Regions from separate parts of the Homo sapiens genome. Here region 2 is linked to region 1. Evidence: read pairs that join two places in POLR2A ChIA-PET (ENCODE). Cell type or tissue: K562. All regions are shown on one strand. Links, peaks and the distances in the headings refer to the core of each region. The heading gives the core; the rest is flanking DNA.

Region 1 (5,365 bases), core at 228-5,227:
GAGCTCCATGCTCTGTCCTCTCTCTACTGGCTGTGTAATCCCTGGGCCTCGGTTTCTTCCTCTGTCCAATGGGGGCCTCATTACCAACCTCACAGGGTTACTATGGAGAGTAACTGGGATACTCCATCTATCACTGGCATCCTGCCTTCCTATCCCTGACCCACACAGCCTGAAGGACAGCACTGAGTTTCCAGGAGTGGGCTGGATGAGCCCTGGACCCTGCCTCAGTACGCCCACCCCCCTCCCCCACCAAGAGTGAGGGCAAGGAGGGAGCCAGAAAGGGCCTCCAGAGACAGCCGTCTCCAGGGGGGCGGTTCTCCCTGACAGCTGCCCCCAGCCTGCCGCCCTGAGCCCCAGAGCCTGTTATCAACCTCCTTAGTCATCACACCAGGAGCTCAAATATAGCTCCAACTCACTCCCTTTTCAGCTGGGGTCCGCCCCCTACCCCCTTCTCCTGACAAGACCAGGCTTGGGTCTCAGAGCCCCTTCCTTGTCCTCCCAGGAGAGTAACCACCCTCAGCCTGTTTCAGCATCCACCACATGGGCAGGCTGAAGTCAATGGTGGTGATGATGATGATGATAAATACAGAGCAGCCACCTTTATGGAGAGCTTGCTGTGCCAGGCAGGCTCTATGCTAAACATTTCATATATATTATCCTGTTGAATCTTCACCAGCAAACTTAGGAGGTGTCTGCTGTTTTAATCTCCCTTACACAAATTGGGAATCAGAGTGACCTCCTCAAGTAAGTCAGTGGCAGGGCCAGAAACAAAGTCCCCTGCAGGGTCTGAGCTCAGGGAGCGGGTGGTGGGAAATCCTGGGTTGCCCTCCTGAGGCAGAGGAGCCCTCTGCAGACACATTTGCATGACATTTGCCTGGCTTCCAAAGGGCACTGATGCCCCTGTCCCAGCCCTAGATGGCTGAGCCTTAGGACTGGTCCCAGAGGCCTGGATCTGCCCATCATTCCCTCTAGGATTGCATGAAAAGCTGGGTAGTCTTGGGGGCTCCCATTTTCTTTTTCTTTTTTCTTTTCTTTCTTTCTTTTTTTTTTTTTTTTTGAGACAGGGCCTCTCTCTGTCACCCAGGCTGGAGTGCAGTGGTACGATCTTGGCTCATTGCAACCTCCACCTCCACCTCCCAGGTTCAAACAATTCTCCTGTCTCAGCCTCCCAAGTCGCTGAGACTACAGGCATGTACCACCACACCCGGCTCATTTTTATATTTTTAGTGGAGATGGGGTTTCGCCATGTTGACCAGGCTGGTCTCGAACTCCTGACCTCAGGTGATCTGCCCACCTCAGCCTCCCAAAGTGCTGGGATTACCCGCACTTTGCCAGTACTCCCCCAGCCCGGGGGCTCCCATTTTCTTATTTGTAAAACAGGAGACAGAGGATAAGACAGGATGAGTTCGAATCTTCCTTTTTCTGGTAACCTGAGCATCACCACCAGGTCTACTCTCACATCCTCCCTGACTGTCACCTCCAACTCCAACACTACCTCTTTCATTGACACAACACCATCATCAGTATTGGTATCATCATCACCTCTACCTTTGCCATCACCATCACCTCCACCACCTTCACCACAACCACTGCTAGCCCCCTACTTCCATCATCACAGTTACATACATCATCACATCCATCACCACAGTCGCCTTCCCCGTCACCACTGTCACCATCTCCACTATCGCTGTCCAAAGACCTTTCTACCCCAACACTCTAATATGGCCTGAGTCTCTGCCCCTGCAAATTCCAGCAGAGATGCTGGCCTGAGAATACAGACTAGACCTACTGACAGTCAAGCAGAGGTAGGAAGTGCCTTCAGGAGAGGAAAGTGAGGCATCTGCCTTCATGTAGGAGACTGCACAGGCCCATGCAGATGCTCCATGTTGGTTAACAGGGAGCTCTGCACACACAACTCTGAACACTTTCTGCCTAAAGTGGGTGGGATCACTCCTCTCTAAGCCATGAGAAACAGATCCCACAGCCATCCCAGCCCAATCTGACCCTCATCACCCATTCACTCTTCTAATTCATTTATTCATTCAACAAACACTCCCGTAGGCCTGTTGGGGACCATGTCCTGGGCTGGGTCCTGGCTGTAGCAATTCTCAGGCCTGTTTGTAACTCTCTTGTCAGTCTGTTACCCCACTGCTGGGCCCTTCTCCACCCAAGTTCCCTTCCCCCAGATAGCTCGAAGGGCTTGTGCTCATCCTAGGTCACTAAGTTTTCTCACTGAAACACAGGAGACCTTCTCAGTTCACCAGGTGACCTTGAGCAAGTTCCCCTCCCAAACCACACCCAGTGAATACTGGAGAGAAGAAAGCTGACAGAAGCCGGGCTGGGTTAGGCCTGGCTGTGGGGACATCTGAGGGCAGCTAGGTGTCTGCAGAAGAGGAGGGGCTGGTGCTGAGGCCTGAGATGGGAAAAGACTGCAGTGGCTGGAGCCTGAGTGTCTGGTTCTGGGTTGGGAAGAATAGAGCCTGGGACTGGCAGTAGGAGTGGAGAGGGTGGCACCAAGACCTGAAAATGGGGCAAGGGTGGGGGCCGGGGCAAGCTCTGAGCTGGCAGGGAGCCAGGAAGGTCACAGGATCAGGGCAAGAACTCAGTTGTCTCTGAGGCCCTGGAGAGGGTGCAGACCTCTGAACCACCTGTCCTACCTTAAGGCAGGTGTGTTAATGCCCCTCCCTGGAGCAAAGGGCTGACCAGGCCTACGGCAGAAAGGTGAAGGTAGACAGACAGCCTCCTTCCTGCTGCCAGTTGGGACCTGGGCCAGGCAGATGGGTACACTCTCCCCTCCCCACTCCATGGCTGTTCCAGCCTCAGCAGCCAGTTTGAAGGATTCCCAGGGGGTAGCCACCTTGCTTCGGCCTCTTCCAGGCTGGGAAGTGGGAGCCTGTGCCTTTAAATTCTCAGCAGGTTGAAATGGCTGATGACATCACTGGTTCCCGGGAGCGGTAGAGCTGGAGCCGGAGCCAAGGGAGTCCAGGCTGCCGGGGGCTGCAGACATGGAGGGCCAGAGCAGCAGGGGCAGCAGGAGGCCAGGGACCCGGGCTGGCCTGGGTTCCCTGCCCATGCCCCAGGGTGTTGCCCAAACTGGGGCACCCTCCAAGGTAAGACCCCTGAGACCCAGTGCCCCCCGCTTTCCTGATCCCTGGTTCCACACACCCCCCCCACATACACTGCAGGCTCCCTGGTGCTCCTGACTGAGGGGCTGGTACTTTCCTCTGCTCAGCGAGCAGGGGCTAGGTGAAGAGAGCACCCTGGGGGCTGAGGGGCAGTGACAGGATGCCCGGAGACAGATGAAGTTAGCCATCTCCAGGAGCCCTTGGGAGAGTCCTGGACTGGGTATCAGAGGACCCAGCTGTGCTCCACCTTTGCTGTGTGACCTTGGCCAAGTTGCTTTTCCTCTCTGAGCCAATGCAAAATGAGGGGGCTTGTCGCTGAAGACTAAAACTGTGACATCTGGGATGGCTAAGTTGTTAGTACTGGAGGCGGTGTGATAGTTGGGGGGAAGCCGGCACACAGTGTGACACTTGGAGCCAAGGAGGGTGCCTAAAATGCCACCTCAAAGAACTGAGTTTGAGAAGGGAGGTGGAGATGGAGTTTTAGGTACTCTGAACTGAGAAGGATACGGGACAGAAACAGAAGTGCGTCTCCAGAGGCAGGGCCTCCCTGCGCCCTGTTACCCTACCTAGGGCCATCCTGGGGCAAGTATAGACATTCTTCTGCCCTCCTTGGTGAAGGACACTTTATCCTGTCTTCTGGAGACAGGGGACATCAGAGAGAATAGATGGGGAAGGAGGATAGGTCTCTACAGGACTCCGTGACTCCCCACCCCTCCCACCTGCCGGACATAAATGGGATACCTGCTTGCCTGTCCTTTCAGGTAGGGGAGAAAGTGGAGGATGTAAGAGGGCACAACCTGGGCACAGAGAGATGTGACACCAGGATCAACTTAGAATCCTGGACTTGCTCTGAATGCTAGATTCACACTTGGTGAGGATGGACTATTCAACGGGGCTAGATGGAATTCTAGCAAATGTTGGGCTCATAAATGCAGACAATGGGAGATGAAGATTCCCCAGAATATAATGTGGCCAGGAACCCTAGACCCCATCCCTTCATTTTACAGACAGAGAAACTGAGGCGCTGGGCAGAGAGGTACTTGCCTAAGGTCACACAGAGCTGGGCTTTGAATCTACACAGCCAGTCTCAGCTCCCAGCTCTTGCTCCTGAGTGGAGCTCTGGGAATGGGTAAGAGAACAGAGAGGGCTGTAACCAAGGGATTTGGATGTTTAGGGGGCGGTGGGGAACTGAGGGTTTCTGGGCATTATGAAGGAAGGGAGAGGTATTTAACAAGCTGCACCTGTAGGTCTGTATCTTGACAATAGAAAAAGAAAAGAAACAGGCTGTCCCCAGTGTGCCCAGACCTGGGATGTCAGGTCAGTAGCCGTGGCTGGGGGAGCTTCAGGGACTGCAGTGGGAGGGTTGCCCAGGGAAGCTGCCCCGAATGGGCAGGGTGTGGGTGCCAGCCAGGAAGGCAAGGCAAGTCCTCAGGTTTAGGTTCACACTCTGCCTCATTTGAGTCAGGGTCTGAGTTTCCCCATCTGTGAAAGAGGTTTCAGACTTAAAGGAGGGGTTAGGGTTTTGTGTCCTATCTCCTCCAAGACAGAAGTTGACCTGCAGCAGAATAGATTGAAGTGAGATAGTAGGAAGAACTTCCTTGGAAAGATGTGCCTTTCTTAGCTAGATGAACTCTGCCAGGGTCTATATGGAAGTTGGGGCCCAATGCCCTGGTTAGGGTCACTCTGAATCTTTGACTTGTCCTCCACAAGGTGGACTCAAGTTTTCAGCTCCCAGCAAAGAAGAACGCAGCCCTAGGACCCTCGGAACCAAGGTTGGCTCTGGCACCTGTAGGGCCACGGGCAGCTATGTCAGCTTCCTCGGAAGGACCGAGGCTGGCTCTGGCATCTCCCCGACCAATCCTGGCTCCACTGTGTACCCCTGAAGGGCAGAAAACAGCTACTGCCCACCGCAGCTCCAGCCTGGCCCCAACATCTGTGGGCCAGCTGGTGATGTCTGCCTCAGCTGGACCAAAGCCTCCCCCAGCGACCACAGGCTCAGTTCTGGCTCCGACGTCCCTGGGGCTGGTGATGCCTGCCTCAGCAGGGCCAAGATCTCCCCCAGTCACCCTGGGGCCCAATCTGGCCCCAACCTCCAGAGACCAGAAGCAGGAGCCACCTGCCTCCGTGGGACCCAAGCCAACACTGGCAGCCTCTGGCCTGAGCCTGGCCCTGGCTTCTGAGGAGCAGCCCCCAGAACTCCCCTCCACCCCTTCCCCGGTGCCCAGTCCAGTTCTGTCTCC
Region 2 (5,365 bases), core at 289-5,288, 160 kb after region 1:
CCCACACTATATGCAGGTGTCAGAATGAGGTATATAAAACATGTATATAGAGAAATGCCTTTATAGAAAAGTAGAAACCAGTAATATTCTCTTCTCCAGCATCACTAACACCAAGAGACCACCTGAGGTCTAGGTCCCCAAAGCAGATGGCTCCATAGAAAGCCCCACTAACCCGTCTCCACATTGGGCAGTGGAAGGGTTCTGGAAAGGAAGCTCTATGGCTAGGAGCTGCCAAGGCCTCTTGAGTGTGACATCACAGGTTAGAGGCCCTGCTGAGCTGCTAGCACAGTGCAGTGGAGAAATGTTGCGCTCCGTCAGGAAGCTGGGCTCTTGCCATGCCAGTAGCTTGCTTACGACCTTGGGCAAGTCACTTTTTCCTCTCTGGGGTCCTGTGTCCAAAAGGCTTAATGAGCCCTTTCTAATGGTTCTTTGATTGCTTTATGAGTTAGGGGCTGTGACCCTAGCCCCAGTGCCCTACAGGAAGGTGCTGACCTGGACGCCCGCAGGACCACCTGCTAAATCAGGCCCACTTGGGGAGCAAGCCCTGAAGTGCTTTATTACCTTGCCTCTGAGCTTAGTTTCCAGGTTAGCCTCTTAGAAGCAGCTCACAAGGCCCCACAGTATAATTCCCATAGGTTAGCTAACTACTCTCTTACCTGTGCAAAATGAAGACAGGTCACTATCCATCCCTGAAGAGAAACTGGGGCATCCCAGGTCTGCCTCTGCTCCTGTGGCCAAAGGCGGAGCAGATCCTTCTCTATCCTCTTCCTAAGTGGAATGCTCAGTGCAATTCTTCCTTTCCTTATGAAACAGGAAGAGTCCCTGGGCCCAGGCCTGGCCCACGGTTGTCAAGGCACATCATTGCCAGCAAGCTGAAGCATACCAGCAGCCACAACCTAGATCTCATTCCCAACCCAAAGTTCTGACTTCTGTACAAACTCGTTTCCAGTTCTCAGAGGTCAGTAGGGAGTTCCATCCCAAATATTTTAAAAACTAAATATATTTTTTCAATGCCATCCCTTGACCTGCTTTACCTTAACCATGAATAACAGTGTATGCCACTCAAGCCCACAGTGGAGACTGAGGCCATCTTAGTAAAGCACAGAGGAGCCTGGGGGAGCTCCCCGTCTATCCCTGGTTCAGTTCCAGGGGTGCAGGCAATGTTTGGAAGCCCTTAGCAGCAGCATCACTGTGGGAGCTGCCACTGTCTCCATCCACAGACAAAATCTGCTCCAAGGGATGGACAAGGAGCACTGTTAGGACCCTACCCAGCCTTACCCTCAGCCCACAGGGCCACCTGCTTCTGTCACTCTTACTAGGATTCGCCAAAAAAGCGGGGGAGTGGTAGGGTTTTAACCAGAACACAAAGTGGTAGTTCCTCCTAGCTGTAGGAGGGTGGGCTGTCCTGCACCAGTGTCTGCATGGGCTCCTGCCCACTGGGGGGGCTCAGGCCCCAGGAGTCCCGGCCTGGCCCATAAGGGGGGTGGTGCCCTCCTGAGGGTCAACTGGAGTCTGGCTGGTGTGGACCACGACAGTCTTCTCATCCACAATCTCACAGGTGGGGTTGGTGAAGGCAGACAAGGGCAGAGTGATTCGCTGCATCTCCCTCTCACATACTTTCTGATCATGCTGTTCTTTCAAATCCTTCCCCCTGGCAGGAAAAAAACAAACAAACATTCAGGCTATGCCTCCTGCATAGCTTTGCTCATTAGATAGCATCCCTGAGGCTCAGCAAGAGCAGCAGCTTGCCATTGTCACAACAAATCAGTGGCTGAGCCAGGACCCAAACTCAGGTCCAGGATTCTAGGATATCCATTCTGCAAGACGGCGTTAAACTCAACAAGAAGCTCCTGCACCTCTGGTCTTAGGTTCTCCATCTGTAAAATAGGGTGACAGCAGTATGGACTTCATACAGCTTCACCGGGGCTCAATGAAAATAAAGTAAAGGACAGAGACTTTTTTTTTTTTTTTATGGTTGAGACAGGGTCTCAACATGTTGCCTAGGCTGGTCTCAAACTACTGGGCTCAAGCGATCCTCCCACCCCCCAAAGTACTGGGATTACAGGCGTGAGCCACTGCACCTGGCCAGATAGAGACTCTTAAAGCAAGACACAGTTTTGTTCTTTCAGCCCCAGAGACCCAGAGAACTATCTGAACTTCGGACCTAACCCATAAAGTTGTCCAGAAAACTGACCTGATCATCCTGCTGTGAGACAGCCTCCCAGAGATGCTTATTACTTTTAATAAGCATCTACTAAATGTCAGCTACAGGCTTTTTTTTTTGGAGATGGAGTTTCGTGCTTTTTGCCCAGGCTGGAGTACAATGGCACAATCTCGGCTCACTGCAACCTCTGCCTCTCAGGTTCAAGCGATTCTCCTGCCTCAGCCTCCCAAGTAGCCAGGATTACAGGCATGCGCCACCACGCCCAGAGTATTTTGTATTTTTAGTAGAGATGGGGTTTCTCCATGGTGGTCAGGCTGGTCTCGAACTCCCGATCTCAGGTGATCCACCCGCCTCAGCATCCCAAAGTGCTGGGATTACAGGCGTGAGCCACCACACCCAGCCTAATCCCTGTTTTATAGATGAAGAAACTGAGGCTTTTGAGTTTAACTTCCGCGCCTTGCTTTCCTCAGCAACCTCCTTTACCTGTGGCCAGCTGAGCTGCTGCTAATGGCCAGGCTGCATCATATACAAGTCTTTAGGGGAAAAAAATCAATTTGTATTAATGAGGCAGAGCAGGGCTGGAAGAGCAGTCAAGGGTAAAGAAAGCAGATGCTGGCACTAGTCTGGATTAGTCTCATCCATTTGGAAGCCTGGAAGCACACTCAATCCCATGTGCCTGCTGTTAATGGTGCCTGTGAGTCCTAGAGATGCAGTGGCTGCTCCCAGCTCCCTTGGGTGACCTTTGAGAGGCCACTAGGCCTGCTACACTGACCATCAGGCAGCCTAGCCCCTTCTCACTGCTTGGGGGTAGGGGGTGGTTAGCCTGGGTGTTGTGTGGCAGCCAAGAAAGAACAAAAGGCTTGTTCACTGACTTAGTTCCTCTCCTAAGGGAGTGGAGTGGTGTTGACTTACAGTTTTTCCCTCCCCTTTTTATCAGAAAATAAGACCTCCCTCTGAAGCTAGTGCAGACAGTACACTTAGCTCCTCAGTCACAGACTGGCCATTTGAACCTCGTGGCCTAGACTACCAGGACAAAGACCCGGCCAGGCTGAGCTCCCACCCACCCCCATTTACAGCCCTCCCTCCCTAAGAGGAAGCCTGGTGCCTGCCCACCCATCCCAGCCAGGGAAAAGCTCCATCCCATTAGGCAAGCCTCATGGCCTTTGGCAGAGCTCAAGGCTTACAGTACCTACCCTGACTGCTTGCTCCAAGGCCAGGGTGGGACTGGGAGCTGAGCTGGCCAGAGAGAGCAGGTGTAGAGGAAGCTGCTGCCTACCTCCAACTTCCTCTCCCAGAGTATGGAAGCACCACAGACCTCATTCAGACTACACAGGTCGTCTTCAATTATTACTCTGAGCCGCTGCTATTTTCCCAGTCAGAGGCAGTGCTGTGCCACACTGCTGCTCAGGAAAAGTTCCCAAGGCAGCTACAGGTAATAATCACAAGAGCAGCCAACATTTATTTCCTGCTTTCTTAATAAGTAAGGCCCTACTGTATGCTGCCTCCAACTTCCTCTCCCAGGCTATAGAACACCAATTGTATGCCTAAACTATACTGTCCAATTTCATCCTCACAACCTATGTGGTATCTATTTTGATCTGTTTCATAGATAGGAAGGCAGATGCAGAGAAGTTACACTATTTGTTCAAGCAAATGGCAGAGCTGGGATTTGAACCCAGTCTTAGCACCGGCAATATTGTCTTTTTAGGAAATAGAGTTGGGAGTATCACCATATCTAACCCCCTTACAGTACAGATGAAGAAATTGAGGTCCAGAGAAGGTAAATAACTTGTCCAGTGTCACATCCAGAATAGGTGAAAGTTCCAGAACTAGATCTTGTTTCTTCTGACTTTAAACCCAGCCTTTTTTTAAATTTCTATTTTTCCTACTTTCCTTTGCAATTCAAAGCAAATTTACATGAGGCTACTTGGCCTCACTGGACTTGCTGGAGATACTAATACTCCTCAGACATACATTACTAGCTGTGTAGCCTGGCCATTGTACTTAACTCTGCTAGGTCTCAGCTCCTCACTGTAAAATCTAACAGTGCTCCTAGTGTGGTTGTGAGGCTTAGTCAAGGTAATCAGGAGGCTGGGTGCAGTGGCTCATGCCTATAATCCCAACACTTTGGGAGGCCGAGGCGGGTGGATTGCCTGAGGTTAGAAGTTCAAGACCAGCCTGGCCAACATGGTGAAACCCCGTCTCTACTAAAAATACAAAAATTAGCAGGACATGGTGGCGGGTGCCTCTAATCCCAGCTACTCGGGAGGCTGAGGCAGGAGAATCACTTGAACCCAGGAGGCGGCGGTTGCAGTGAGCCGACACAGCGAGACTCTGTCTCAAAAAAAAAAAAATTAAGAAAAAAAGATAATCAGGGAAGAGCATACAGTAGGGCCTTACTTATTAAGAAAGCATGAAATAAATGTTGGCTGCTATTGTGATTATTACCTGATTGGTGTGCTATTGTTTCTGTTTACATTTAATACTTATAATCTTAGATGGGTAGATGTGGAGGGAGGATATATCCCCATTTAACAGACAAGATACCAAGGCTCAGAGGGCACCTGAACCCACACTCAACCTACAGCTCTTTTCAGGACACTCTGCTCTCTGACTTTAGGAAGAGATGAAGGCTGCAAGCTTGTTTTTAAGCCCACATGCGGTTTCCTGTTGTACAGTCTGTTCTCAGAGCAGTTCTGCTGAAGAAAGGGGTGATCTGGTCGTTAGTGACGGGGAGTCTGATGACTGGGTGCCTTGCCCTGAGTTTACAGGAAAATAAATTTTAGGCCTCAGGGCAGTCTCGTGACAGCCTAGAGGAACAAATCTAGAAGAAAAAAGACTTCCACTGGACACCAGAACTGAGCTCAGAATTAAGAATGTTTAGTCAGTTCAAGCACCTGGAAGGCCTGGAAACTGTCACAGGATTGCAGGACAGCCAAATGCTGTTGGGTGGCTGAGGAAAAAGGAGATAGTTCAAGGACTAAACTCAGCCAATGTGGCTTAGGTCTGCTTATGAATTGTAAGGCCAGGGCCACTATGTCATTAACTCTGAAATGAACAAGCAGGTGTCCCTGGACCTGCATGTCAAGCATCCCATTGTGGGAAACAACCTCAGACTGGGCGTCAGGATGTCCTCTCAAGTCAATACTTTCCCTCTCTGGACCTCTGCTTCCTGCATCATAAGAAATCAGAGAGTACTAG

What was found. ChIA-PET counts read pairs that join two places held together with the same protein. Peaks named below come from ENCODE experiments on the same cell type or tissue, not always from the same donor. Only the 100,000 strongest peaks of a DNase experiment are listed, where the experiment ranks them.
Region 2: POLR2A ChIA-PET joins it to region 1 with 5 read pairs; 4 of 35 experiments call an interaction of 5 or more read pairs at or near these places.

What each region holds. Positions count from the first base shown.
Region 1 is chr22:31,120,010-31,125,374 of GRCh38, forward strand. It overlaps INPP5J (inositol polyphosphate-5-phosphatase J), which reads left to right and starts at 2,957. Exons shown (of 13, transcript NM_001284285.2): 1 at 2,957-3,110; 2 at 4,836-5,365. The coding sequence starts at 3,006. LOC105372995 (a long non-coding RNA gene) reads right to left here and starts at 293. Exons shown (of 3, transcript XR_938163.3): 1 at 1-293. In K562, for the core only: no CTCF peak of the experiment used is centred there; a DNase peak (open chromatin) is centred at 382; H3K4me3 peaks cover 483 bases.
Region 2 is chr22:31,281,638-31,287,002 of GRCh38, forward strand. PIK3IP1 (phosphoinositide-3-kinase interacting protein 1) reads right to left here. Exons shown (of 6, transcript NM_052880.5): 6 at 1-1,651. The coding sequence ends at 1,447. Among named protein-coding and RNA genes, the nearest start is that of PIK3IP1, 8.2 kb to the right of the region's middle. In K562, for the core only: no CTCF peak of the experiment used is centred there; no DNase peak of the experiment used is centred there.